Regions from separate parts of the Homo sapiens genome. Here region 2 is linked to region 1. The links are chromatin loops, found by intact Hi-C in ENCODE. Cell type or tissue: chondrocyte. All regions are shown on one strand. Links, peaks and the distances in the headings refer to the core of each region. The heading gives the core; the rest is flanking DNA.

Region 1 (14,932 bases), core at 2,906-10,905:
ATTGTCACCTCTGGTTTTTTGTTTTCTTTAAAGACAAGGTTTCACTCTGTCATCCTAGTGCAGTGATGTGATTATGGCTCATTGCAACCTCTGACTCCCAGGCTCAAGCAATCCTTCCACATCAGCCTCCCAAGTAGCTGGGGCTACAGGCGTGTTCCACCACACATGACTAAGCAATCACATTTTAGATAAAACATCAAAGATATGTCCCATGAAAGAAGTAATAAACGTCATTAAAATTTAAAATTCTACTCTGCTAGAGATAATATCAGAAGAGTGAGAAGACACAGATTAAAGAAAATATTTGCAAAAAGCTTATGTAATGAACAACTTATTCAAAATATGCAAAGGACTCTTAAAACTAAACAGCAGGAACACAACCCAATAAAAAAATAGGCTAAAGACCCTAACAGATATTGCTAAAGAAGATATACAGATGGCCAATGAGCATAAGAAAAGATGCTCCACATTATATGTAAACAGACAGATGTATTATTGTTTTAATTGTATTATACCACTCACTACCCACCTATTAGAATGGCCAAAATCTGGAACACTGACCACACCTACACTGGTGAGGTTATGGAGCAACAGAAACTCTCATTCATTGTTGGTGGGAATGAAAAATGGTACAGCTACTTTGGAAGACAGTTTGGTGGTTTCTTACAACACTAGACATACTTTTATTATATGATCCAGCAATCACACCCCTTGGCAACTATGCAAAGGAGCTGAAAACATGTCTACACAAAACCTGCACATAAATGTTTATAGAAGCTTTATTCATAATTGCCAAAAGTTGGAAGTAACCAATATGTCTTTCAGTAGGTAAATGAATAAATATACTACGGTACCTCAGACAATGGAATATTATTCAGCCCTAAAAATAAATGAGTTATTAAAGCATGAAAAGACACGGAGGAATCTTAAATGCTTATTACTAAGTGGAAGACAACCAGGAAAATTGTTACCCTAAAGTCAATTGAAGAAAGTGTTGTAAGAAGGAGAATGTATTAATAGCTGCAGCTATCCCAAGTAAGGTGAGGACTGGGAAATGATTTTAGCCATGTGGAGATAATCGGCGACCTTGTCAAGGCATTATAGGATCACTGACAGTCCTTCAGAGGCTGGTAGGTGGATTAATGTGGTGATAGATGTGCGTGGAAGGTCTCTTCTGATTGTGAAGTAGGAAGTAAAGTCATCAATTGAACACAAGGATGGGAGAGGAGGTGTTGGAGCATTGGCATGAGAGATATGAAATAGTGACTTATTTTTTTTTTTTTTGAGACGGAGTCTCACTGTCTGTCACCCAGGCTGGAGGGCAGTGGCGCCATCTCAGCTCACTGCAACTCCGCCTCCCAGGTTCAAGTTATTCTCCTGCCTCAGCCTCCCGAGTAGCTGGGATTACAGGCGCGAGCCATCACATCTGGCTTTTTTTTTTTTTTTTTTTTAGTAGAGATGGGGTTTCGCCATGTTGGCCAGGCTGGTCTCGAACTCCTAACCTCAGGTGATCTCCCCCCCCGCCTCGGCCTCCAAAGTGCTAGGATTACAGGCTTGGACCACTGCATCCGGCTGAAACAGTGACTTAGAACAAGAGGATTGGGAGTGGACTAATCTAATCGCGTATGGTACAATTTGCCTGGTAGCCTTGAGCACCTACTTGACATTCATTGTCATGAATTTAAAGTGAGGTCTGTCAACTGATTGTTTTTCTTCCGCCATGTTTAGCTGCCCTGGTTGTGGCTTTGCCAAAGGAGTACAAAGTGAGAGAGGCAGGGAAATTGAGAGTGCAGCAAGAACGTGACTCTAACATGTGCTGGGTAAAGAGAGAAGAAAATTCATGAACTGGAGGGAGGAATAGGGAACAGACAACTGAGTCTCCGGGGATTTGTTCCAGCAACAAAAGCAGCCACTAAGCACCAAATAAGTTTCTGATGCATAGAGAGTCAGATAACAAGTAAAGATTAAGACACTATTATGTTTCCCAGGAACTTCTTATTGAAAGAGAGAGACAAATATATAAAAAGTGACAAATACAAACACGGAAGCATTAACCTGCCGTGGGAACATTAAAAAGCGAGAGAGTCAAAGAGCCTAACACGACTTCCTCTGAAACAAAAAGTGTCCTCGGAGCTGTGATGGCCGAGTGGTTAAGGTGTTGGACTCGAAATCCAATGGGGGTTCCCCGCGCAGGTTCAAATCCTGCTCACAGCGTCGCCATTTTCTGGTTAGATTTCCAATTTGCTACTTTCATCAGTTAGCTTTCATTAGTTCACTAGGATAGAAAGTTGTGAGTGCTATCGCTGTGGCTTTTACAGCGCGCGCACACTTGTGGAAATGTACATCAAGAAATATGTACATTTGAAGGCCGGGCGCGGTGGCTCACTTCTGCAATCCCCGCACTTGGGGAGGCCGAAACGGGCGGATCATTTGAGGTCAGGGGTTGGAGACCAGCCTGACCAACACGGTGAAACCCCGTCTCTACTAAAAATGCAGAAAAATTAGCCGGGCTTACTGGCGCACGCCTGTAGTCCCAGCTACTTGGGAGCCTGAGGCAGAAGAATCGCTTGAACCTGGGAGGCGAAGGTTGCAGTGAGCCGAGATCGCGCCACTGCACTCCAGCCTGGGAGACAGAGTGAGACTGTCTCAAAGAAAAAGAAGATACTAGTTGTCTTACATCTAATCATAATGGCAAATACAAGACAGGTGCAACGTTGAAAATATTAGGAATACAATTTCCCTTTTAGATTACTAGTATGACAGCTTTCTTAAAGCATTCTCAGGCAGCAATCTTTACTTTGTATTTGTCCTGATCTCACAGCTGGTGGGAGCCAAAAAAATTAGGATGATAACAATCCGTCATATGCATTAGTTGCTCTTCAAAGCGTTTTGTATAAACGAGGAAACAGAGGCACAAAGAGGATATATTTTGGCTTCTGACCACCTTCTTAAACCCATACGAAACTTCGTCTCCTTATAAGCACTTCTTCATTTTCCACTATTTTGCTTACTTTGAACAGCTATGCAAGTAAAGTTCCTTTTTCTAAGTTTCTATGTCAAATGTGATTCTGAAAAATGTGTACTTTCCCGAATTCTTGACTCCTCGTTAAATTTGAGTGTCTTCATCTGCTACTTTGAGTTGTAATACCATTTTACAATAAACTTCTCCCTAGTGAGTGGGTACTTGTTTTTTCCTTTTGGACGAGAAGAGGGAAAAACTATGATTAATACTTCCAGAAATGTATTACAAAGCACTTTACTTTTGGCAATATCTAAATTTAAAATAATACATATTGCTCATTACTGATCCACATACATCATTAGTGCCCAATGTAAGTATATTAAAAATGAAATTCAGGCCAGACACGGTGGCTCACGCCTGTAATCCCAGCACTTCGGGAGGCCGAGGCGGGCGAGTCACCTGAAGTAGGAAGTTCGAGATCAGCCTGACCAACACGGAGAAACCCCGTCTTTACTAAAAATACAAAATTAGCCGTGCATGGAGGCACATGCCTGTAATCCCAGCTACTTGGGAGGCTGAGGCATGAGAATCACTTGAACCCAGGAGGCGGTGGTTGCAGTGAGCCGAGATCGCGCCGCTGCACTCCAGCCTGGGCAACAAGAGCGAAACTCCGACTCAAAAAAAAAAAAAAAAAAAAAAAAAATCAAATTCAGGTAAAAGCAGCTGATTGGCCTGAAAAATAAGTAACAAAAAGCTAAAAAGTAGGCACACACATGAAAGAGAAGATAGAAACACCAATATTGCTTTGAAGGAAAGACATTCATCTTAGCTCATATATAATGTTTCAAAGATGAAAAATGGTCATTATTTTCAATAAAGACACTTTATGTGAATGTCTATTATGCCAACAAACCACAAAAGAAAACATGCTTTCCTTGAATCAGTGTGGTTTGGGGTTTTAATCCCTACCTAAATAAAGAAACAATCTTTTTTTTTTCTGGCCCCAATAGTATAATACAATATAATTATGAAAAGAGTAACAGTTAAGACAGCGTTACAGGCAGGGGCCAGTGGCGCAATGGATAACGCGTCTGACTACGGATCAGAAGATTCTAGGTTCGACTCCTGGCTGGCTCGCTTGTGCTCTCACTTTTTCCTTCTTCAAAGCCGTATTAACAATCCTGTGAATGTCCTTTTCCAGAGTGGTGCTGTTACTTGAACGTGAAAGAGACAAGCGTCGAAAGAGCCAACTTACAGGATTTTGTTTCTACCTTTCATCTCATTCTCAACTGGAGAAAGGAGAAAGGAGAAAAAGACCATTAGAAAGCTTAAAAATCAAAGAAGCTTTAAAAAAATGTTTTTTCACGTATATCTTCTTCATCGGTATTTTTTTCCATTGGGAGAAGTCCACATTCCTGGCGTCTCTGAGGCACAGCTCTTTCCCTGGGCATGACTGTTGTCAAAAAGAAAGGGGACATCTGAAGAAACGTTGAATCATAAAGGCAGGGCTGTGGGGATGCAGGATGCAAGCTGCTCCTTGCATCAGCTGGGCCCCCTACACAGAGCTCAACCCTGAAGTCGGTGGACCCACCTCAGCCTCAACATCGCCCCAATCCACCACTCCCGCCACGGGCCTCTTCTCTGCCTCCCAGGTTCCCACCACTTTTCCTCCGCCCTGAGATCCTAGAGAAATAGAAGACAGGAGAATCGGCAGGGACAGAGATAGACAGACAGACAGACAGACAGATAGACAGATATCCCAGAAGAAGATGAGTGTGGAAGGTGGCAGCTTTGGGGCGGTGTCTGAACAGAAGGACCTCCTTTCTCAGCGACCAGGAAGATGGTGGAGGAGAGAGAGGCTGGGAGGCAACCACAGTCAAGCGGGGGAAAATTCCTCAAACTAAACCAAAAGAGCATCTTAATATGTGGCTCGGTTTCCGAACGTGTAGCTTGGATCTTCGCTCTGCATCTCAGGTGAGTTTACTTTAGTCACTTACCAGTATGCGCTGTCAGGGGCACTGCGGGTAAACGAATGAAACCACAAACCTGGTAGTCCAAATGTGTTGGGCTGTGGCCAAGTTGAACGGAGAACTGGCGATTCTTAAAACACCGCATTCACTTATATACTCTTTAAGCTAAAGGGGAGAAATTTTCCGTGAAAGCCAGTGGCAGCCTCACGTGGTGTGGGCATTTATTTGCCTTGGAAACTGCCTGGGATCAGAAAAAAAGAATGAAGCACAGCCATTGCGAGGAACAAAACCTCGTATCTTGCTGCTATTAGTATCACACTCTCACCAAGTCACTGGCCACGCTGAGCCTGCTTTCCTTTCCCTATCGAAACTCGTTTAAAGCGTCAAAATAATATTGTCTCCCTTTCAATATTGAGAATGAAAAAAATAGAAAAAAGTATATATTGCTTCCTAACGTTTCACTAAAAACTAAACAGGCAAATGTCATATCTCTTCTTAATTCCCCATTCCCTAAAACACACCCACCTAGCTGCCGCACTACTCCAACCCAATTTTCTTCAGTACATTCTTCCTAATGCTTGCATCTTTTTTGTTGTTCTTTGTTTGTTTTGAGACGGAGTTTCGCTCTTGTTGCCCAGGCCCAGGCTGGGGTACTATGGCACGGCCTCAGCTCACCGCAACCTCCGCCTCCCGGGCTCAAGTGATTCTCCTGCCTCAGCCTCCCTAGTAGCTGGGATTACAGGCATGAGCCCAGCTTATTTTGTATTTTTAATAGAGACGGGGTTTCACCATATTGGTCAGGCTGGTCTCCAATTCCCGACCTCAAATGATCACCCCGCCTCGGCCCCCCAAAGTGCTGGGATTACAGATTCGAGCCACCGTGCCCGGCCTGTTCTTTTCATTTTTCACAATAAAGGGAAACGAACGTAAATAGCCTTCTCGCTTGACGAATAAGAGGGCGTCTTAATTTCGGATTCAGAGCACCTGGGATTCGATTCGGAGCACCTGTGATTCGACAGGCTTAAATTAAAAGGCCTCCCTTCAGGTAAGTGAAGGGCCCCACTATGGCATCCAGTGGCCCGTACGGGGATCGAACCCGCGACCTTGGCGTTATTAGCACCACGCTCTAGCCGACTGAGCTAACCGGCCACACGAATGCGCTGCTGTTTTAAAGGAAACCATATATAAATTCGTTGATATTTTTGTTTTTCTAAATAAAACAGAACTTTTTTCTTTCTTACTCCTTTCAAGAGACCTTTGAGACTATATTTACAGACTTTAGCAAGGAAGTCCAAACTATTTTAACTCTGAGCCAGACTAGAAAATTCACGGAGAAATTTTTGACAGAGGATGTGGAAAAAGCGCTGTAATAGGATTTTCAATGGTGAGTGAAGGGAACCTCCTCTTTTTATTTTATTTTTGTTGTTGTTAGACAACAAATTTTTTTTTTTGAACGGCACTGCTCCTTGCGGAGTATGGCTAATTCAAAGGCAGTACGCCCAGAGTCGGCAGCCTTCTCTTTTTAGAGTCATGTCAGTGTACTGGATCGCAAGTTGCAAACTTCCCTTTAGTGACTTGTAACTTAAGGACTTATTATTTTCAGGTTGGTTCAAGACAACGCCGCCGAAAGGAAGGCGAATGGGGTTGAGGGAAAGAGCCGCGCCTTCTCAGTGTCTCTGAAGTCACAAACATAAGCACTGATGTAATCGGCGAAGATATTCAGGGGTGGAAACTGAGGTAGCCCAGCAGTACCGGAATTACATAGTAAATCTGGTATGTTTTTTGAGGGTGGTAGAAAAGGGCTACAGAGGTTTGCAGAAGGGCAAGGTTGTGGTGGCACCCCGCTAGGTATTAAGTCTCATTTAACAGCACTTGCTGTGTGTCACTCAAATTCTAACTTGGGAACCGAAGGATTTCAGCCCGAGTTGGAGAGGCCAGAATAAGTGAGATACGCTCTTTCATCCTTGGTCAGGCTACTGGTTTCATCACCTGGAGACAAGTTGAAAGAAACCTCCTGCAGCGTCAGGAACTATCTCTCTACATGTGCCTGGGGTTTCCTTCGTGTTTTTGGAACTTTCAAGATCACTGACGCCTAATAAACTTTTAACGAATATATTAGCAGTTAAATGAATCAGCAAGTAACGATTTTGTTGATTCTAAAACTGACGCTGGCGCGAGGAAGTGTTGGAATTCCAGTGTTACTCTTAATGTATTCAACGGTTAAAGACCGAAGTACCACCAGGAGCTTCGATGTTTTTCATTCTTCTAGTCCTCAAGAGGTTTTATCCTAGGTGTCAAGAACTGAGGCTTCTACTTGCTCAAAAATCACCTGAAAGTAAACTCTCTGATACAGTTCCTGCAGTAACACATCCTCTTCACCGGTCGCAAGGAATTACATTCTGGCTTTTGAGGATCCCTCTTGCACATTCTGACTGGTGTTTATATACCTCCGAAGTTCACATGTAAAGCCATACCAAGGGAATGAACTTGTCATATATGACATCAACACCGGAAGGATTACCCTTTTTTCTCCTTCAGATAAATGGGAGCTAATCTTCTAACATTCCTGTACTCTGTCCTGAGGCTTGTTGGTAGGCAGAGCTCTTCATGCTGTCCTGACTCTAACAGCACCAGCCTGGGTACTTGCTCTTTCTTTTGTAACGAAAACCAAATACTATTGAAGAAAATCTGCACCTGGGACTAGAGAAATCACATTTTTTGCTAGTAACACCTAAGATTAAAATCTGTTCTTCTACCCCACCCCCACCTTCAATTGTGTTTCCCGGATCCAAAAACCGTATTATTCTTTACTTTGCTTCAAATGAAATACTATGTGTTAACGTTACCAGCAGTAATTCCAGACAAAAAGAGGAGTTCAATACAAGGTTTTCTGTCCTTCCTTAACCGTAAACATGATATAAAATGAGGATCAAATCTCCGTTAATCCTAGATCCTAACTATCCCCATATCCTCCTCAGAGACTATCGAATTTCTTACTTTCTTATCTTCCCTAAAATAATCTATGCATAATCAAGCATATCATTACTATCTTCACCTGCATTATAGGCAACACAGCGGAACATCTGTCACAAGTGTCTTGTAAGATATATGTATTGTTTTCTTTTTCTTTCTTTTTTTTTTTTTTTTTTTTTTTTGAGACGGAGTCTCTGTCGCCCAGGCTGGAGTGCAGTGGAGCGATCTCGGCTCACTGCAGCCTCCGCCTCCTGGGCTCAAGCGATTCTCCTGCCTCAGCCCTCCCCAAGTAGCGGGGATTACAGGCGCCCGCCACCACACCCGTCTATTTTTTGTATTTTTAGTAGAGACGGGGTTTCACCATGTTGTCCAGGCCGCTATCGAACTCCTGACCTCAGGTGATCCGGCCGCCTCAGCCTTCCAAAGTGTTGGGATTACCGGCATGAGCCACCGATCTTGACCATGTAAGATAATTTCAAAATATTTATGTTATATTCCAGATTAGGTTATTTTAATTTTCTAAGACTGCCTCAGGAAAAATACTGAATCAATACTAACAATTTTTTTTTAAAGAAATGTGGATGACCTCACCGTGTTGTCCAGGCTGGCCTTGATTTATAGAACCAAGTGATCCTCTCGCCTGAGCCTCCCAAGTATCTGGGGCCACTGTGCTCCCGCACCTGCCACTGTGCCCAGCTCATTTATTTTACAATGTGAATATATATATGCGCATATATGTGTGTGTGTGTGTGTGTGTGTGTGTGTAATCACATATAGCCTTAGTATTACTAAAATTCAGGTTATTTTTAATATGTCCTCTCTTGCGTCTCTGCACAGTAAAAATGACTAGCTATGCACTGGGACTGTCCCTGCAACTGAAAACAACTAAAATGCTGTACAAAACAAGCAAAGCTTCTAAAAAAATTCAAAGTGCTGATAATAATTTAAGGATTTAACAGACCAAATTCTGAGTGAAAGTAGAAACACAGGGAGTTAAGCATAGAACTGAAAGTGCTTGGCCAGGCGCCGTGACTCACTCCGGTAATCCCAGCACCTTGGGAGGCCGAGGCGGGCAGATCACCTAAGGTCAGGAGTTTGAGACCAGCCTGGCCAACAAGGCGAAACCCCGTCTCTACTAAAAAAATACAAAAATTAGCCTGGTGTGGCGGAGGGCCCCTGTAATCCCAGTTACTCGGGAGGCTGAGGCAGGAGAATCGCTTGAATCCGGGAGGCGGAGTTTGCAGTAAGCCGAGATCAAGCCACCGCACTCCAGCCTGGGCTACTCCAGCCTGGGCGATACTCCGTCTTAAAAAAAAAAAAAGTGCTTATGCCCTGATTCTTATGTGTTTCATAACATCATGACATGTAAGTGTGGCCGGGCATGGTGGCTCACGCCTGTAATCCCAACGCTTTGGGAGGCCGAGGTGAGGGGATCACGAGGTCAGGTGACCGAGACCATCCTAGCCAACATGGTGAAACCCCGTCTCTACTAAAAATACAAAAAAATTGCTTGAACCCAACAGACGGAGGTTGCAGTGAGCCGAGATCACGCCACTGCACTCCAACCTGGGCGACAGAGCGAGACTCCATCTGAAAAACAAACAAGCAAAAAAACATGTAAGTGCACACTGAATGAGGTACTGAATAAGATTGCTTTCTTCCCCTCAACGAATTACTAAAACCTGTGGAGGAGCTCATGTTTATGGGCGTGGAACTGCGTTTTGTGAAATGACTTACAAGAGCCCTTTTCATTATAAAGGCAAATGCATGTATTCCCTTACCATATAAATTAAATGTCAATATGGACTTACATATTGGTAGATGGCTGACATTTGGTGGAGGGCCAGTATTACACAGTTAACGCGGCCAAACATTAATTTAGCAGAGTCGACATGTACAAAAGAGTCCGGAAACAGCTGTCGAAACCCGGAATTGAACCAGAGACCTGCAGAAGATCTTCAGTCTAACACTCTCCCAATTGAGCTATTTCGGCCATCTATAAGGAATGAGTTGGTTTTTTTTTTTATTCTTTTTTTTTTTTTTTTTTTTTTTTTTTTTTTGTCAGTTGCTTTCAAATCGCCCTTCATGAACACCCTCCTAGTTTCCCTTCTGGGTGCTATATTTCAGAGAAAGTAAAACATATGTGGTTCCTTAGGAAATTAATTGGATGGGCATAGGGATTTTGTGATTCAAAACTTCCTGCTGAAATGGGATGCTTCCTAGAATTGAAGACACCACCAGACACCACCATCTGGGATAATTTCTTTTCTTTTTTTTTTCTTTTTTTTTTTTTTTTTGTTTTTCTGAGACAGTTTTGCTCTTGTTGCCCAGGCTGGAGTGCAATGGCGCGATCTTGGCTCACCGCAACCTCCCCCTCCCGGGTTCAAGCGATTCTCCTGCCTCAGCCTCCCAAGTAGCTGAGATTACAGACATGCGGTACCACGCCAAGATTTTTTTTTTTTTTTTTTTTTTTTGTATTTTTAGTACAGATGGGGTTTCTCCATGTTGGTCAGGCTGGTCTCGAACTCCCGACCTCAGGTGATCCGCCCGCCTCGTCTCCCAAAGTGCTGGTATTACAGGCGTGAGCCACCACGCCTGGCCGGAAGTATTGAGTTTTAGGAAAAATGAAGTATTATGCACATATATTTACTTGAGAATATACATTTCTTTTTGGCAAATTCTACCTAATATAAGGCTAAACACACTAATCTAGGAATAGTAATTATTTCTGAGAAAGGGAGTGGCATTGCAGGTGAGGAGATATTTTTGCTGTTTTTCCTGTATTGTGTAGAATATTTATATTCAGAAAATAGCCATTATTTGGATAATTAAAAGAATAATAATTTGGCATATACTATATTAAAATACATGAGATAGTTGAAGTCGACAAACCTTACCTCCTACGTAATGTAAAACTTTATACTATTTAGTTATTGACAAAGCCAAACACAACCTTCCTCTTTTTTTTTTTTTTTTTTTTTTTGGGACGGAGTCTCGCTCTCTCTCCCACTCTCCCAGTCCTGCAGTGCAGTGGCGCGATCTCGGCTCACTGCAAGCTCCGCCTCCAGGGTTCACGCCATTCTCCTGCCTCAGCCTCCCGAGTAGCTGAGACTATAGGCGCCCGCACCACGCCCGGCTAACTTTTTGTATTTTTAGTAGAGACGGGGGTTTCACCGTGTTAGCCAGGATGGTCTCGATCTCCTGACCTCATGATCCATCCGCGTCGGCCTCCCAAAGTGCTGGGATTACAGGCGTGAGCCACCACGCCCGGACACAAACCTTCCCCTTTTGCCTGAACCTGCTGATAGGCAGACCGTTCCCTTTTATTTCCTAGCCAATCCAGTTCTCTGTTTCATGAGTGATTAGCTAAAATTAGAACTGTTTGTCTCTGTGTTGCAGGTCTCCAAGACTCACTCCTAGGTTCAATGATTGGCTAGAAGGGCTCACAGGACTCAGCATATAATCATCCTCACAAGTAATTCCAAATGTAAATAACGTCACCTATAACTTTTGAAGTTATATTTTTACCTCACCTTCCTCCACCTATTTGTACCACACCTTCCCCAACTCCCTGGCAACCACTGATCTTTTTTACTATCTACCTCTCTTTATAAAAGTCTAAGCAAAACCATCCTGCAGAGTACACTCTGATCTTCAGATCCAGAGTGCTCTCCCAGTTGTAATAACCAAAGACAGAAATCAACCTCCTCACTTACCGAGTTTGGTCTTTGTGTTAGTGCTGTGAGTCACAAAGGAGTGAAAGCCTCCCTCAGACATCCATCTTCTTCACTCAGGCACTAAATCCTCTCTAGCTTGTTCTGGTCCTCCCCTGACTGGCAACTTGGGGATTTCACACTGAGGCCAGCTCCTGACCCCTGAGCTACAGGCATCTGTCTGTGGTAGCACAGTAAGGATTTGATTTTGATTCTTTGAGGGCTCCCTTGGTTTGGTTTTGTTGGTGGCTTTTGTTTAACTTGGTATTATGGATAAATCTAAATCCACGCCTCAACCCCTTTCAAAAGCTCTCACGCTTTGCCACTGTGCTAACAATTCAGTTAATTACCTCTCATGCTTTGCCACTGTGCTAATAATTCAGTTAATTACCTCTCATGCTTTGCCACTGTGATAACAATTCAGTTAATTACCTTTAAAAAATGGCAGAATTTAACTATTAGGAGTAGCTCTTCTAATTCCTTGATAATTTAAGATAATTGAAGTCCATGTTTTAAACAGCTAAGGTCATTTACAATTATGTTATCCCCTATCCGCCTATGTTTACCTTTTTTTTTTCTTTCTTTGAGATGGAGTCTTGCTTTGTCCGCCAAGCTGGAGTGCAGTGGCGCCATCTCAGCTCACTGCAGCCTGCGCCTCCCGTGTTCAAGCAATTCTCCTGCCTCAGCCTCCCAGGTAGCTGGGATTACAGGTGCCCACCACCACACCTAGCTAATTTTTGTATTTTTGTAGAGATGGGGTTTCACCATGTTGGCAAGGCTGGTCTCAAACTCCTGACCTCAGGTGATCAGCCTGCCTTGGCCTCCCAAAGTGCTGAGACTACAGGCTTGAGACACTGCACCCGGCCGCCTTTTTTCTTTTCTTTTCTTTTTTTTTTTTTTTTAACTACAGCTGCTAGCAGCTCTAAGAAATTGTGTTTACTTTTATTATTATTATTATTATTATTATTATTATTATTATTCTTTTCCTTTCTTGAGACAGGGTCTCTGTTTCCCAAGCTGAAGTGTAGCTCTCTGCAACCTTGAACTCTTGGGTTCAAGCAATCCTCCCACCTCAACCTCTTGAGTGGCTGGGACTACAGATGTGTAGTCCCACTATGTCTTGCTAATTTTTTAAATTTTTGTAGAGACAGGGTCTCACTACGTTGCCCAGGCTAGTCTGGAACTCCTGGCCTTAAGTGATCCTCCCACCTTGGCCTCCCAAAGTGCTGGCTTTTGAAATTACAGGCTTGAGCCACCATGCCAGGCCATGTTTACCTTTTTAAATAAACTTTATATTTTAGACCATTTTTAGATGTATATAAAAATTGTGCAGAAAATACAGAATTCCCATATAATCCCTTCCCTAACTTCATTTTGAGCTAGTGTGCAAAGTGTTTTTAACATTAACATCTTGCATTAATGTGGTACAGTGGTTACAATGAATGAATCAATATTAATACAATATCGACCAGGCACAGTGGCTCATGCCTGTAATCCCAGCACGTTGGGAGGCCAAGGTGGGCGGAGTTTGAGACCAGCCTGGCCAACATGGAGGAACCCGTCTCTATTGAAAAAACAAAAATTAGCTGGGCGTGGTGGCCGGTGCCTATAATCCCAGCTACTCGGGAGGCTGAGGCAGGAGAATTGCTTGAACCCGGGAGGCAGAGGTTGCAGTGAGCCGAGATCGTGCCACTGTATTCCAGCCTGGGCAACAGAGCAAGACTCCGTCTTGAAAATAAAAGACAAAAAACAAACAAACAAAATATGCACGTAGCTAGGCGCCGTGGCTCACGCCTGTAATCCCAGCACTTGGGGAGGCCGAGGCGGGCGGATCACCTGAGGTCGGGAGTTCGAGACCAACCTGACCAACATGGTGAAACCCCGTCTCTACTAAAAATACAAAAACTAGCTGGGCGCGGTGGTGGGCGCCTGTAATCCCAGCTACTAGGGAGGCTGAGACATGAGAATAGCTTGAACCCGGGAGGTGGAGGTTGCAGTGAGCCGAGATCGTGCCATTGCACTCTAGCCTGGGCAACAGAGACTCTGTCTCAAAAACAACAACAACAACAACAAAATACAAAATAAAAAAAATGCATGTAAAGTTCCTCTATGTCTTTTAATGACTTTATAGCTGATTTCTTTTTGTCATTGAACAATATTTCATTGTATGGATATACCACAGTTTGTTCATCTATTCACCTATTGAAGGACAGCTTGGTTGCTTCCAAGTTTTGAAAATTATGAATAAAGTTGTTATAAACACTCATGTGCAGGTTTTTTGTGGACTTAAGCTCTTTAATTCTTTGGGTAAATATTAAGGAGTGCAATTGCTGAATGTTATGGTAAAAGTATATTTAGCTTTTAAAGAAACTGCCAAATTGTCTTTCAAAGAGATGGTACAATTTTGCATTTCCACCAGCAATGAATGAGAGTTGGTGTCGCTCCACATCCTCATCAGCATTTGGTGTTGTCAGTGTTCTGGATTTCGGCCATTTTAATAGGTATGTTGTGTTATCTCATTTTTTTAAAATTTGAATTTCCCTAAACATATGCTGTGGACCATCTTTTCATATGCATATTAATCATCTGTATATCTTCTTTGGTGAAGTGACTGTTAAGGTCTTTGGCCATTTTTTCATGGGGTTGTTTGTGTTCTTACTGATGAGTTTTAAGAGCTCTTTGTGTATTTTGAATAACAGTACTTTATCCGATAGGTCTTTTGCATGTATTTTCTCTCAGTCTGCAGCTTGTATTTTCATTGTCTTGGTGTTATAGTGTTTTTGATCACTAGCATGTCTTTTTGGTTCTTTCTTAGAATTTCCATCTCTCTGCTTACATTGCCCATGTGTTCTTGTATGCTGTCATCTTATTCTTAGCATCTTAATCAGTTGTTTCAAATTCCTGGTTTGAGAATTCCAACATCCCTGTCATATCCGAGTCTGGTTCTGATGTTTGCTCTCTCTCTTTAAACTGTGTATTTTGTCTTTTTTTATATCTTATGTTTTTCTTGATAGCAGGACATGCTGTGCTGGATAAAATGAGCTGCTATAAGCAGGCCTTTAGTAATGTGGTGGCAAAGTGTGGAGGGAGAAAAGCATTCTGTAGTCCCACAAGTAGGTCTCAGTCTATTAGTGAGCCTGTATCAGTGGACTGTGAGCTTTAAACATGCTTTTTAGGTTTTTCCCCACTTTCGGTGGTACTGGATGGCTAGAGTGGGCTGGAGTTGGTTATTTCCCTTCCCGCAGATCCATCGGGCTCTTGATAAAACCCCAGCAGGTTAGATCGAGATTAAATGGTTTCTTCTGAGGGCAGAC
Region 2 (14,932 bases), core at 2,974-10,973, 75 kb after region 1:
ACAGGCGTGAGCCGCCGCGCCCGGCCAAACACAGCATTGTTTTAAAGGCAATGTGCAATAGTAGCAAACATAAGCCTCTTGAATCAGATATATGTGTTTAAATTCCAGCTCCATCACTTCCGAAAGTAAAATGTGTGGTGTTTTATATTATTTAGATCATTTGTGAAACTTTTCTTCATCTGCAAATGTAGGGAAAATTCTTCAAAATTCTTTGGGTATTGGCCGGGCGCGGTGGCTCACGCCTGTAATCCCAGCACTTTGGGGGGCTGAGGCTGGCGAATCACCTGAGGTCAAGAGTTCGAGACCAGCCTAGTTAACATGGTGAAACCCTGTCTCTACAAAATTACGAAAATTAGCCAAGTGTGGTGGCGTGCGCCTGTAATTCCAGCTAGTCTACTCGGGAGGCTGAGGCAGGAGAATCACAGGAACCCGGGAGGCAGAGGCTACAGTGAGCCGAGATCGCGCCATTGCACTCCAGCCTGGGCCACAGGGCAAGACTACGTCTCAAAAAAAAAAAAAAAAAACTTAAAAAATCTTTTGGGGATTAAAAAGAATTTGAGCAGTTACTCAAGAGACCATTCAGCTTCATATTTCTATTTACTGCCTCGGGCATTTTTACCGATTTGCAACAACTCAAATTCTCTGCTCCATCGCCATTTCTGGACCAAGGTGTCCTACCTTCCAAACACTTCAGAAAATGTGCTCGGAGTACCTTTTTCTCTGACAATTAAAATCTTTCAAACTTATACCTCACACCCCATCATGTGCTCGTCATCCAGCATTTGACTTCCCTGTCAGGACTTCTTTCGTCCTCTTTTGAGCTCCCAAAATGTACTGGTGTTGTCAGTCACATGAAAAGCCGAAAACCTGACTTTCATACAAATATAACATGAATGTAGTGTTTAAGATTTCATATATCTCACTAATTACTAAGTCAACTGAGAAAACCCCTTCAAAGATGAATTTGAAGAACAAACAACACACAATAGAAAGGCTGAAAATTGTATCTCAACTGAGTAAAATCTTAGGGTTAATGTAAACATGAATCACTTGCGTTATTATCACTTTTCTATAACTTAACTTCTACCATCACAGAGCTTAGCCTAGTGAATAGAAAGTCAAAGATGCATAGCTCTAAAAAAATCAGACACTTGCTAGAGGGTCTGCCAGACAATGCCAAGCACGTCACTGAAAGGAAGGACCCAGTAATTTCTGTTGTCGATTTTTAAGTCTGACAATTCTTTCTGACACATATGACATGTTATAAAAGTTGCTTTGAAGTAAACATGGGAGATTGTTAAAGGAGATGGAGTCTTGTTGTTTGTTTGTTTGTTTCTTTGGAGGTTATTTAGTTCTGACCTTGGTCTTCAGTTTGCCAATTTATACAACTAGGTGTGTAGATATTTAATTTTAATATTTGACGTCGGGCGGAACATTTAAAAATCTTTTATGCTTTCCTTGGTTTACATTCTTTCTAATGGACTCTTTATATTTCCAACATGAATAAAAATGAATGTATTATTTTACTTTTGTTCTAAATCTTTCTTCTATATCTCCCTACTTGATTATTTTTATTTAAAATGTCAGCTGTATTATGTAGTGTAAAGGGACTCCAAAATCCACAAAGTCCAAATAAGGTATTTCTTAGGCTCAATACAATGTGCCAGTCAGTTGAGATGGTCAAAATCTAGCAGACCAGAGATATTCTCAAGGTTATTAAAGAGCCCAGAATTTGATTCAAGTAACTAACTCCATATTAATCTTTTCGGGGAAATTTTTGAAGCTTTCACTTGTAAAGATGTCTTTTAGGGTAGACAGCAGTAGCAATATATTTTCTACAAACTCTATCAATGCACTTGAAAGAAGTCATTTTAAGAGCTCCTGAAGAGACCCTTTATACCATAAAAAAGGCAGTTTGTGATGGCAGCTGTCTGTGCAAAAGTCACATAATTGTCTTGTAAGCTAGGGGTCAATGGAATAAAAACTCTGATGCCCACCGGCAACCAAATCCTATGAAATCAGTTTGTCTGGGGGGAGGGGGGTAGAAGCCTACAAAAATTAGTACAGTTAGCCCTCCATGTCTGTGGGTTTTACATCTGTTGATTAAACCATTGTGGATCAAAAAAATATTTTTTAAAAAAAAGGATGATTGCGTCTATACTGAACATTACAGATTCTTATATTCTTGTCATTATTCCCTAATCAATACAATATAACAATTATTCACATAGCATGGACATTGTATTTTAGGTATTATAAGTAATCTAGAGATAATTTAATGTATACAGGAGGATGTGCATAGGTCATAAGTGTAGGGAAAAGAGAGATCAGACTGTTACTGTGTCTAACTAGAAAAGGAAGACATAAGAAACTCCATTTTGACCTGTACCCTGAACAATTGCTTTGCCCTGAGATGCTTTGCCCCAACCTTGAGCTCACAAAAACATGTGTTATATGGAATCAAGGTTTAAGGGATCTAAAGCTGTGCAGGACGTGCCTTGTTAACAAAATGTTTACAAGCAGTATGCTTGGTAAAAGTCATCACCATTCTCTAGTCTCGATAAACCAGGGGCACAATGCACTGCGGAAAGCCACAGGGACCTCTGCCCTGGAAAGCCGGGTATTGTGCAAGGTTTCTCCCCATGTGATAGTTTGAAATATGGCTTCATGTGATGAGAAAGATCTGACCGTCCCCCAGCCCGACACCCGTAAAGGGTCTGTGCTGAGGTGGATTAGTAAAAGAGGAAAGCCTCTTGCAGTTGAGATAGAGGAAGTCCACTGTCTCCTGCCTGCCTCTGGGAACTGAATGTCTCGGTATAAAACCCGATTATACATTTGTTCAATTCTGAGACGGGAGAAAAATCGCCCTATGGCGGGAGGTGACACATGTTGGCAGCAGTGCTGCCTTGTTATTCTTTACTCCACTGAGATGTTTGGGTGGAGAGAAACATAAATCTGGCTTTCGTGCACATCCAGGCATAGTAAACTCCCCTTGAACTTAATTATGACATAGATTCTTTTGCTCACATGTTTTCTTGCTGATCTTCTCCTTATTATCACCCTGCTCAACTACCTCATTCATTTTGCTGAGATAATGAAAATAATAATCAATAAAAACTGAGGGAGCTCAGAGACCGGTACCAGTGCAGGTCCTCCGTATGCTGAGTGCCGGTCTCCTGGGCCCGCTGTTGTTTCTCTATACTTTGTCTCTGTGTCTTATTTCTTTTCTCAGTCTCTCGTCCCGCCTGTTGAGATATACCCACAGGTGTGGAGGGGCAGGCCACCCCTTCAATAAGCAAATACTACCTCCTTTTACATAAGGAACTTGAGTTTGCATGGATTTTGGTATCCGTAGGAGATCCTAAACCAATCTCCTACTGATACCAAGGTACGACTCTATTTTTAAAGATCCTGAAGTGTGATTCTAATGTGCAAAGTTTGAGAACCACTGTTCTAGGCTATTTCCGTATCATTGGTTACCCTATTTTTTTAAAAAAAATGTGGAATGCTTCGCAAATTTGCATGTCATCCTGCACAGGGGCCATGCTAACCTTCTCTGTATAGTTCCAATTTGTGTATATGTGCTGCCGAAGTGAACACAATTCTAACTGCTGCTTGTATACATATAGTTTTTCATTTTATATATAAACAATCAAAGCCAATTTTTATAGTGTAAAGAAAATCCCTTATCATATAGTATAAATCATATTTAACACTACCCTCTAACAACGATTAAAGTAACTGTGTTTCTCCTTCACATCAAGAATGCCAAAATGGGACAGGTGCAGTGGTTCACGCCTGTAATCCCAACACTTTGGGAGGCCTAGAAGGGCGGATCACCTGAGGTCAGGAGTTTGAGACCAGCCTGGCCAACAAGGTGAAACCCCATCTCTACCAAAAATATAAAAAAAAAATTAGCCGCGCTTGGTGGCTGGTGCCTGTGATCCCAGCTACTCAGGAGGCTGAGGCAGGAGAATCGCATGAACCAGGGAGACGAAGGTTGCAGTGAGCTGAGATCACGCCATTGCACTCCAGCCTGGGTGACAGAGCCAGACTCTGTCTCAAAATAAAAATAAAAAGAAAAGAAAAAAAAAGGAATACCAAAATGTACAGCGAAGATAGTGTTTTAAATCTCGCCCAGGCGTGGTGGCTCACGCCTGCAATCCCAGCATTTTGAGAAGCCGAGGCAGGCAGATCACCTGAGGTCAGGAGTTCGAGACCAGCCTGGCCAATATGGTGAAACCCCATCTCAATCAAAACTGCAAAAATTAGCTAGGCGTGGTCATGGGAGCCTGTAATCCCAGCTACTCAGGAAGCTGAGGCAGGAGAATCGCTTGAACCTTGGAGGAGGAGGTTGAAGTGAGCCGAGATTGTGCCACTGCACTCCAGCCTGGGCAACAAGAGCAAAACTCTGTCTCAAAAACAAACAAACAAACAAAAACAAAAAATACTTATAAAAATATGAATATTTTCATTGGCATCTTTCTTAGCTCAAATTTATTAAATTATGTGTTATTTATATATAAAAAGCAAAACACATGGTGTTGGTGTTAAGGAAAACATTATTCATGGCAATTGTTAAAGACAGTAAGGAAAACTTTATTAGAGAGGGATTTTGCAGTAGGTGAGAGAGACCGGGCTCAACTTTGCATACAACAAGGAAAAGCGGGAATTTATAGCCAAGGATCAGAGTGGGGAGATGAGGTCACTGGATAGAAAATTACTGAAAGGAAACATCACAGGTAAGGGGGTTTCTGGCTAACCTGGCCTGATAGGATTCTTGAAGGCAGGCCAGGGTGATTACATCACTGGAGCATGGTGGAGGATGAGGAACCTGATCAGATATGAAGGGTGATCAGATAATAGAGGATGAGGGATTCTGGCTAAACTGACTTAACACGATTATTGTTAAAAGTGCGCAATGCAGAGCTACAAACATTTAAGTCCAAAAGTCAGAGCTTTTGTTGAGAAGAGCCTTCAGAGGAACCTGACTAGAGTTTGGTCATGAAGAGAATCTTTGTCACTGTTCAAAAAATGTCTGATAAGTAATTAAATTATTAGAGATTAGTTGATATATTATCTAAATGTGTTAGTAATTTAAATGGTTTGGCATCTTTTCTGACTTGAATTTTATAATATTTAGATAATGTAAAAATAGAAACTTATAGCAGTATTAAGCATTGGGGTTTCAAAATGAAGCCTCCAAATTCTTCCCTTGAGGACTCCAAGCTCCATCTTTAAGAATCCAGGGTCTGATGTTTCTTTCTTTTTTCTTTTTCTTTTTTTTTTTTTTTGAGACAGAGTCTTGCTCTGTCGCTCAGGCTGGAGTGCAGCGGCGTGACTTGGCTCACTGCAAACTCCGCCTCCTGGTTTCAAGCAATTCTCCTGCCTCAGCCTCCCTAGTAGCTGAGATTACAGCCATGCGCAATCTCAGCCATGCCTGGCTAACTTTTTTGTATTTTTAGTAGAGACGGGGATTCACCGTATTGGTCAGGCTGGTCTCGAACTCCTGACCTCGCGATCCATCCGCCTCGTTCTCCCAAAGTGCTGGGATTACAGACGTGAGCCACCGCGCCCGGCCCCCAGGGTCTGATTTTTCAAGTATGAGAACAAGATAGTAAAGAAGCCTGAGGGGAGCCCAGCAAAGAGAACCAAACACCACTGAAATTTGGGGAGCAGAACCAGCTATATATTTTGCAGGGCCCAGTGAAAAATTAAAATGAGGGAGCCCTTGTTCAAAAAGCAGGAAGACAATGCTGTTATAATTATGAATATATACTGATATGGGTGTGAGCTGCAGGCTCACTCCCACCAAGACACCCTCCTAACTCACCTGGGCTCTGCCAGTCTGCCAGCCAGTGTCGGGAATGACAGCCATTATGCCACACCCCAGAAATCCCGGGATTAGGCTGCAGGAACTTAATCCCTCTTCTGTAGACCCCCTAGGGGGCTTTACTGCTGGAGGCAGGTGGGGAAGAGGGGTCGGGAAAGAGAGTGGGGAAGGATGTCAGTTAGCAGGGCAAATTCGTTGCTGAAAACCCATCCAGGGGAAGCAGAGCTCTTGGGAGTCAACTCTTCGGCAGAACTCTTGGGAGCCAACAGACCCCCATGCCTAAGCATGCTACATTGTCATGTTGGCTATAGCTTACAAAACATAAGTTTAAGGATAAAACTATTGAGAACTTCAAGAGAGTCATTACAAAACATTAAACCCCAAGAGTAGGACTGGGTGTGTGTGTGTAGGGGTGCTCGGGGGATGGTGGTAAATTGTGCGACTGCATAGATCTCAGGCCCATGAAGCTCACCCCATTGGGGAGCTTAAATTATACACAGAATCTTTAAAACAGCTTTGCGCAATTCCTTGGCTGGAAGAACCAAGACTGACAAAAACGGGTCCACAGACGCACCTAGAAAGCGATCTGAGCCTCAGTTTTCCGACCCAGTGTCCAAAGGCCAAGTGGACAACACACACACGCTCTCCTTGTAGTTAGGAATACCCATTATGATCTTTGTGAAAGAAGTTTCATTGTGGTGGGGACACGGAAAACTGAATCTTCTTTGAGTAGGCATGTCGTCTCCACGTCTGCCTCAATTCCGCGAGCAACGATTTTCAGAAGTACATGCATTTCCTTCTCTTCCGTTCGCTGCATCTTCAGTTTCTCCTTAGTCCCTCCAACCTGGCCGAGGACAGGGCCACAGGACCACACAGTGCCCTTGTCTTACCAGGGACACGGAGGAGTCAAGGTGTTCCAAATGCAGACAGTGAGTGCACTATGGAAGGCGTGGGAAGCAAGCAAGCAAGCAAACAAACAAGCAAACAAACAAACGAACAAGCCCTGAATTCTAAATCCAACCCTAGAAGTCGGTGTATGAGAGCCTAACGGTTTGAAAATCAAGTTCCTGAGAAAGGATTTCAATCGGTTTTCTTAAGTTGCAAAGGAGCAAACAACAAGTTGTAGGTGACTATGTTGAGAAGGAAACGTGAGACAACTCGAGGATGAAAGACAGAGACTAGAGAAGATAAATGGATAAGGAAGAAAAAAATATTGACGCAGCTGGACAGCGGTGTTAGGAGATGTTTAAGTTACTTGGAGATAAGGCACAACAGCTGAAGGGGACAGCAGAGTGGCGCAGCGGAAGCGTGCTGGGCCCATAACCCAGAGGTCGATGGATCGAAACCATCCTCTGCTAGGTGCCTGTTTTTTTCCTCCAAAACACTGCATCTTGCACTTGTTAGAGGTGCTTTAACACCTCTCATGAATGACTGAAGACCTACAGTGACCGAGGGAGTAAACTCTGTTTTAACTGCCTGGTGCTTTCTGAAACCTAGTGGTTCACTTTCAAAGAACGGAAGCATAAGCGGAGAAATGAGTGAATCTGCAAATGGGAGGTCTGAAAAATAAGGCGGTAGAGGAGCAGAGACCGGTGTGAAGAAGGGAAAGACTGAGGAAGAGGTGAAGAAAAAGAGAGCGAAAGATGAAGACTAGGTTGGGCGACCGGGAAAAAGATATTATAAAATTTTGACGTGTGTTTTGAAGAAGGTAATTCCCCAGACAGAAGCGGGTGTCACTTGTGTGTTGCTCTGGCATTACGATTCCAGGAAACTTCATCTCTTAAAGAGCTAGGAAAACACCGGAGGAAACAACGGGAATTGAACTGCTTCCCTTGTGACATAACAATCTTTCTTTACCCAAATGTTTGATACTTCTGAAGTTTCTTCCCACTTATCGAAGTCATTGTTGAAATGCGTACCTTCTGCCTCCAACCTTCTGGTAAGCTGATGAAGAAGCCTGGGCGTCCGCTCTAAAGCCGCCTTTACCAGCCAGCTACGATCTCTAAGGGCTGCTGTTCGCAATAATGAGCTGCGGGATTATTCACTACCGAAGGGGTCCCACTCTATTCTGAGCCCGATTTTCTTCGTCATTTCCCCTGTAATAAATACTACACAATAATTTTATATTTAACGAATAAACAGTTTGAGGTTGAAATGAATGTTCAATATAATAAAGCTCGGCTGCAGTGCTGAGGCACAGGTATATGACCAGAACGCTTGGAAGAACCTAATAATTACTGAAATCATGAGCCTTATTAGCACTTCTTAGTGAGTTAGAGCCCAGTGTAGAGAGCCTGGATAGCTCAGTCGGTAGAGCATCAGACTTTTAATCTGAGGGTCCAGGGTTCAAGTCCCTGTTCAGGCGAACTTCAGAAGTTTTACTTCAGTTAGGTCTAAACCCATCCCATTTGGGAACATTTTGTGAGGAGAAGGAAATATCACAAAGGCCGAAACAGACAAATGCATCGCTTTCTTCACTAAATTATGCTTTCCCAATATTATTTGAAACGTATCCCCAAGATTTCAAGAGAAGAGGAAAAGGACATGATATAAAAATAATAAACTGGTGATGGAATGACTGGGAAATGGACCATTTTAAAACTCCCTTGAAATGGCTCATTAATCCAGGCATGGGGGAGCACTTTGGGCAGTCTTGATTAAAATCCAAAATCTTTAAGAGCAGTGACCTTTGCATAGCCTGTCTCTGTGGTTCCTTGGAGTTTAGACCAGCTCTTCTTTCACAGAAAATTTGACCACTTTGCAACAGTTCCCAGTTGAAAAACTCATTTCCAAACACTTTTTGAAATAGTATTTTCTGTGTTTACATTATTTCTGTCATTATCCTGGGATTTGGATTATGGTTAATGACCCTGATCATGGGCTTCTAGTGCATGGCTTCTGTGGGCAGCACGCTAAACAACGCCACTATGAAACAAAGGTACCAAGAGTTCAACGTTGTTGATAGTTTTTTTTGTCATGTCCCTTTTGTCTTGAGCCTGACAATATTCAGTCCAAACACTGCATTTGGATCCATTTTGTAAGGTCTCGCCCTTTCTTTTTCAGTTATGTGATTCATTTGAAGTAATCAGGTCCATTTTGACTCTTTCCCCTGACCTTGTTTATTTTTTTATTTTATTTTATTTTTTTGAGACGGAGTTTCACTCTTGTTGCCCAGGCTAGAGTGCAATGGCGTGATCTTGGCTCCCTGCAACATCCACCTCCCAGGTTCAAGTGGTTCTCCTGTCTCAGCCTCCCAAGTAGCTGGGATTACAGGAGCGCCACCATGCCAGGCTAATTTTTGTATTTTTAATAGAGACGGGGTTTCACCATGGTGACCATGCTAATTTTGAACTTCTGACCTCAGGAGATCCGCTCGCCTAGGCCTCCCAAATTGCTGGGATTACAGGCATGAGCCACTGTGTTCAGCCTATTTTATTTTTTGTACATACTTAAAACATAACATCATTTTAAAAGTTAAACTGTGCAAAAGAGACATACTCGAAGAAATATCACTTCCCTTCATTGCTTCTTTTTCTTTCCTTCTCCAGCTTTTTCAACTCATTCTCATCTACCCCCTATAGGTAATCCATTTTACCAGTTTCTTTTTTATCCTTCCTGCACCTCCTTTTGAATAAGCAGGCAGACACATACTTATTTATTTATTTATTTGTTTGTTTATTTATTTTTAGACCAGGCTGGGGTGCAATGGCGCGATCTCAGCTCCTGCAACTTCTGCCGCCCGGGTTCAAACGATTCTCCTGTCTCAGCCTCCCGAGTAGCTGGGACTACAGGCGCGCGCCACCAGCCCTGGCTAATTTTTCTATTTTTAGTAGAGACAGGGTTTCACCATGTTGGTGAGGCTGGTCTCAAACTCCTGACCTCGCAATCCACCCACCTCGGCCTCCCAAAGTGCTGGGATTACAGGTGTGAGCCACCACGCCTGGTGATACATACTTTTTAAAATGTCCTCTTCTTTCTCAGACGAAAAATATTATACTATATTGTATATATATTGATTTACAGTATATAGATATTGATTTGCTTTATATATTGTATATATATTGATATCTATACAGTATCTATAGATATATACATATTGTATATATAGTATCTATAGATATATACATATTGTATATATAGTACCTATAGATATATACATATTGTATATATAGTATCTATAGATATGTACATATCTATAGATAGTATATGTATTGATTTACAGTATATAGATACTGATTTGATTTACTTTTTTTGTTTAGCAATATATCTTTGAAATCTCTCCATGTCAGTTCACAGAGATCTTTTGTACAGCTGCATAAGTACTCCATTGTGTGGAAGTAACAATCTAATCATTCTTTTATGCTTAAGCATTTAGGTTGTTTAAAAAATTTTGCAATTGCAAGCAATGCTGCAATGAGTAAATATGCTGATGTATATTTTCATTTTGTTGGATGTAGATTTTCAGGGTAAATTGTTAGACTTGGGATTTTTGGGTGAAATGATTAATGTATATATAATTTTGTTAGACATAGTCAAATTCCCCTTCATAAAGATTATATTGATAACAATGTGCTTCCTTACCAGAAATCAATGACACTACCTGTTCCTGTATGCACTGACATACTTTTTAAATTTTTACCAAGCTGATAGCAGAGAAACAGTATCTTCATATAGTTTCAATTTGCAATTTTTTATTACAGAATTTAAACATATTTTCATATGTGCAAATATATATATTAATTATCTGTTAATTTTTTTTGCCCATTTGACTATAAAGTTTTGGCCTTTTTCTTCAATTGTTGAAAAATGTTTCTGTATTAAGGATATTAACTCTTTATCTGTGATACACATTGCAAATAGTCTCCCGGCACCCATTCCCACCATTTGTTAACTCTGTTTAGAGTCTGTTTATCATATTTTTTTGTACCATATTTGTAGGTACTTTAAGATACTAAATTTTCTTTTATTATATCTACAGTTTAAGTTATAATTAGGAAACTTTCTATATCCAGGCTACAAGGGAATTCACACATGACTCTTTTTAATACTTGTAGGTTTCAGTGTTTGCACTTAGATCACTGATTCATTTGGAATTTATTCTTGCATAAAGAGTGAGGGCTGAATTTCATTTTAGCTCTAATTGGCTAACAAATTTTTCCTGAACTACTTGTCAAAAAGTCCATCTTTGCACCTATGGCTTGAAATATATGCTTTATCAAATATTAAATACCCATATGTGATTTTGTTTACTTCTGGACTTTGTATTACATTACTAGACTGTTTTTCTATTCATTTGTGAATGCTATAGTGCTTTAATTATAGATGCATGAAGAGTATATTTTAATATCTGATAGGGCTACCCCTCTCCACAGTATCAAAGCTCCATTCTCATAGCTTCAAGGAGTGTTGACTGCTAAAGTGTCATTTCGCCTCAAGGAACAGCGCCCCTGCCAAAGATTGCACTCTCTCAGGACTAGACGCTCTCTCTGGGGCAAACAGTATCCAATGACCACATTTTTGCTTCAATTTGGGACAGTTCTGAAGGGCATCCTACCAGAGCTCCTGTGGCTTGGCTGAAGCCTCTGCTGTAACTGCTTTGCAGTTTTACTTTTTCATCTCTCCAATTCTGCTTTTCTCTCATTCTTCTACATTTTCTTCTGTGTACTCTAATAAATTTTGTGCACATAATCTCTGTCTCAGGTAATCTGTTTCTTGGGAACCCAAACTAAGTCACTCTCTGAGACAGAGTTTTGGCTTTAATATTATTTCCTTTTTATTGGTAGAAGTATTGTTTCCTTTTTATTTTTATTATTATTTTTTTTTTTTTTTTGAGACTGAGTCTCGCTCTGTCGCCCAGGCTGGAGTGCATTGGCGCTATCTTGGCTCACTGCAAGCTCCGCCTCCTCGGTTCACGCCATTCTCCTGCCTCAGCCTCCCGAGTAGGTGGGACTACAGGCACCCGCCACCACGCCCGCCTAGTTTTTTGTATTTTTTTAGTAGAGACGGGGTTTCACCGTTTTAGCCAGGATGGTCTCGATCTCCTGACCTTGTGATCCGCCCGCCTCGGCCTCCCAAAGTGCTGGGATTACAGGCGTGAGCCACCGCGCCCGGCCGTTTCCTTTTTATTAAGTCTACAAGTTTTCCTTTGATTACTGCTTTAGTGTTATCGTATGGAGTCCGCTACGTAAGATTTTCATTGCCTTTGTTGTATAGAAATTTTATGCTTTTTGTTTATATTTTCCCCTTGGCCCTAGTTTTTTGTTGTTGTTTTTTTGTTTGGAGATGGAGTTTTGCTCTATTGCCCAGGCTGGAGTGCAATGGCGTGATCTCGGTTCACTGCAACCTCCACCTCCCGGGTTCAAGCGATTCTCCTGCCTCAGCTTCCCGAGTATCTGGGATTACAGGCACCAGCCACCATGCCCGGCCAATTTTTGTATTTTTTAGTAGAGACAGGCTTTCTCCATTTTGGTCAGGCTTGTCTCGAATTCCTGACGTCAGGTAATCCACCTGCCTCGGCCTCCCAAAGTGCTGGGATTACAGGCATGAGCCACCGTGTCCGGCCGGCCCTAGTTTTTAAAAGAAAGTTTTATAATTTTCAAGGGTCAGAAAATGTTGATTTCTACTATTTCTACATTTTAGAAAATATTGAGGATTTTTTGTGGGATTAGAGCAGCTAATACATGAATAATTGTCATGCATATATTATGCATACCCCATGGGAAATTTTCTCATTTCAGAGAGCAGACTTCAAAAATCTTTGCATCAGGCCTTTCACACATCAACCAATGAGCATCTGAGTTGTTTCCAGGTATATTTAATATTGTCAACAGTTCTATGAGCAATTATGCACATGTGGCATGGTACAGAGTTATAAGTACTTTGAGTGTGTGTGTGTGTGTGTTCCTAGAAGACAAATTGTTAATTTGTTACATTTTGTAAATGTTTAACTTTTTGAGATAATGACAAACCATTTTCCAGGGCTGTAAAAATGGATGCCTCTCTTGGCAATGTATTAGGGATACTACTACATATCCAAATAGTCAACTGCTGTTATTTTTGCACATTTCATTTTAATTTGATCAAGTGGAGGTTAATAGTATCTTGTTGTAGTGATGGTTTGTATTCCTTTATCACAATGAGGTTGAACATATCTACATATGTTTGGATTTGTACCTTTGAATTTTCTTCTAAATGTCAGTTTATTTATCTATTTGATTATTTCGTGTATATATTTGATTTATTTACATGTGGAAGTCTTGCTACATTTTTTTATCTTCCTCCTTATCTAATCATTCCTTGCAATTCAATTATTTGAATGCAGTTTAATCTTTCTCAGTGTAACTTGTGTTTTCAATTTAATCTGTAATTACTTTCATAAATATCAAGGTTTTCTTAAACCTGGAGCATTTTTGTGTCTTGTTTAACCAGTGTTTCCAATCTTTACTTCTTCCAATACATATTCTCATATATGTGGTAACCACTGCCTCTTGCTTCTCAAATTCTTTCTTCACCCTTCTCCTGCACCTTTTTCCCACATCAAAGGGGGCTGAACTCAGACTGTATTTCCCAAGCCTACTTCACATTTATCTGCAGCTCAGTTTAGTCAACAAAATGCAGTGGTGGGTGATAGGAGAGTAAAAGAAATAAAGAAGTCAGATAATTTCCACCACTGTCTGCCTGCTTTGGGCACCCTCTATGGGAACAGCTGCATGTTCTCCTTCACTTTAGCTCTCACTGGACAGGACTAGTACGATTAAACCTTAAGCCAGATAATTTCAATTCCTAGGCTCTAATAATGCTGTCTCTTCCAGAAAGTGTGATGGTACTTGCTTCTCTTTTCTGGGGGAGTTTAAGGATCTCTTCATGTACAGAAAGCATTAGTTTTTAAATGTGAGTTACATATTGGTAAAATGCCGAGATTGGATGTTGAGTAGCAAAAGAGGTAGACTTCACTTAGCTGTTTTTGCTCAGACTTATTCATCACCCATGCTCTTTTGTGCTCTACACTGCAATGACGTTGTTGTAAACTGCGTTTCCCAGACTCCCTTGTCAACTGACTTCTGGCTGGACTTAACCAATGTTAGGCACTGAATGGAGATGAAAGGGAAAAAGAAAAAGTGGAAACAGGGTATTGCTCATCCCTCCTGGGTTTCTGCTACATCTTAATGTGTCAAGTGCCTGACGGGTAAGCCTGCTGTGGCTTCAGGTTCTTCCAGGTGGCGGAGGCTTTTGGCCTTTAGTGATTTCCCGTTCTTGCTAATCTCTGTACCATTTGTCATATCAGTTTCTCTACCACTAGTGTAGCCAATTTATTGTATTAAATGTCCCAATCTTACTACCTAACTAGTGTACACAAGGTCCTGATTGATTTGTATAAATACTACTAAGAAATTGTAAATTTTGTTTTTGACATTTATGTCCTTGATCTTCATGGTGTTAATCTTTTTTTCTTTCTTAGACGGAGTTTCTCTCCTGTTGCCCAGGCTGGAGTGAAACGACATTATCTTGGCTCACTGCAACCTCCACATCCTGGGTTCAAGCGATTCTCCTGCCTCAGCCTCCTGAGTAGCTGGGGTTACAGGCACCAGCCACCACGCCCAGCTAATTTTTTGTATTTTTAGTACAGATGGGATTTCACTATGTTGGTCAAGTTGGTCTTGAACTCCTGACCTCAGGCGATCCACGCTCCTCGGCCTTCCAGAGTGCTGGGATTACAGGCGTGAACCACTGCGCCCGGCTCACGATGTTAATCTTTACTCAATTTCATGTTTCCCCTCTATAGGAATATTACATTCCTGGCTTCATTTATTAAATACCCCCAACTCTCCTCTGATCTGGCATAACCCTCTGTCGATATACCAGAGTTTATATATGTATGGGCTTTTTAAATGAACTCTTTTCATATTTTGTCAACTCAAGATTTTATATCAGTACCTGTTTTAATATACGAATTTCTGGAATGTCTAATAAGTCCTGCAAGTTTGTTGGCAATTCTCTCCTTATTTTTAGTAAGTGTTCTTGCTATTATAGTTCCTATGCACTTCCATATAATTTTACAACCAGTTTATCAAGTCCTTGGAAAAACACTTTTGGAATTTA

What was found. Hi-C counts contacts between places; a loop is a spot of excess contacts. Peaks named below come from ENCODE experiments on the same cell type or tissue, not always from the same donor. Only the 100,000 strongest peaks of a DNase experiment are listed, where the experiment ranks them.
Region 2: it touches region 1 in a loop (2.2-fold over the local background); 10 of 110 quality-filtered maps call a loop at or near these places.

What each region holds. Positions count from the first base shown.
Region 1 is chr6:27,659,732-27,674,663 of GRCh38, reverse strand. TRI-AAT8-1 (tRNA-Ile (anticodon AAT) 8-1) reads right to left here and starts at 6,081; the gene lies at 6,008-6,081. TRR-ACG2-4 (tRNA-Arg (anticodon ACG) 2-4) reads left to right here and starts at 4,027; the gene lies at 4,027-4,099. LOC124901292 (a long non-coding RNA gene) reads left to right here and starts at 6,091. Exons shown (of 2, transcript XR_007059535.1): 1 at 6,091-6,316; 2 at 6,536-7,692. TRS-CGA3-1 (tRNA-Ser (anticodon CGA) 3-1) reads left to right here and starts at 2,133; the gene lies at 2,133-2,214. RefSeq lists silencers at 4,717-4,766, 4,600-4,894, 5,927-6,116, 5,863-6,145 and a cis regulatory region at 5,705-6,223. In chondrocyte, for the core only: a CTCF peak has its summit at 6,060; no DNase peak of the experiment used is centred there.
Region 2 is chr6:27,585,080-27,600,011 of GRCh38, reverse strand. It overlaps TRK-TTT4-1 (tRNA-Lys (anticodon TTT) 4-1), which reads left to right and starts at 8,126; the gene lies at 8,126-8,198. It overlaps TRX-CAT1-6 (tRNA-iMet (anticodon CAT) 1-6), which reads left to right and starts at 7,120; the gene lies at 7,120-7,191. It also overlaps the pseudogene RNU6-471P. RefSeq lists silencers at 5,368-5,662, 7,066-7,155, 7,128-7,422 and an enhancer at 7,396-7,605. In chondrocyte, for the core only: no CTCF peak of the experiment used is centred there; no DNase peak of the experiment used is centred there.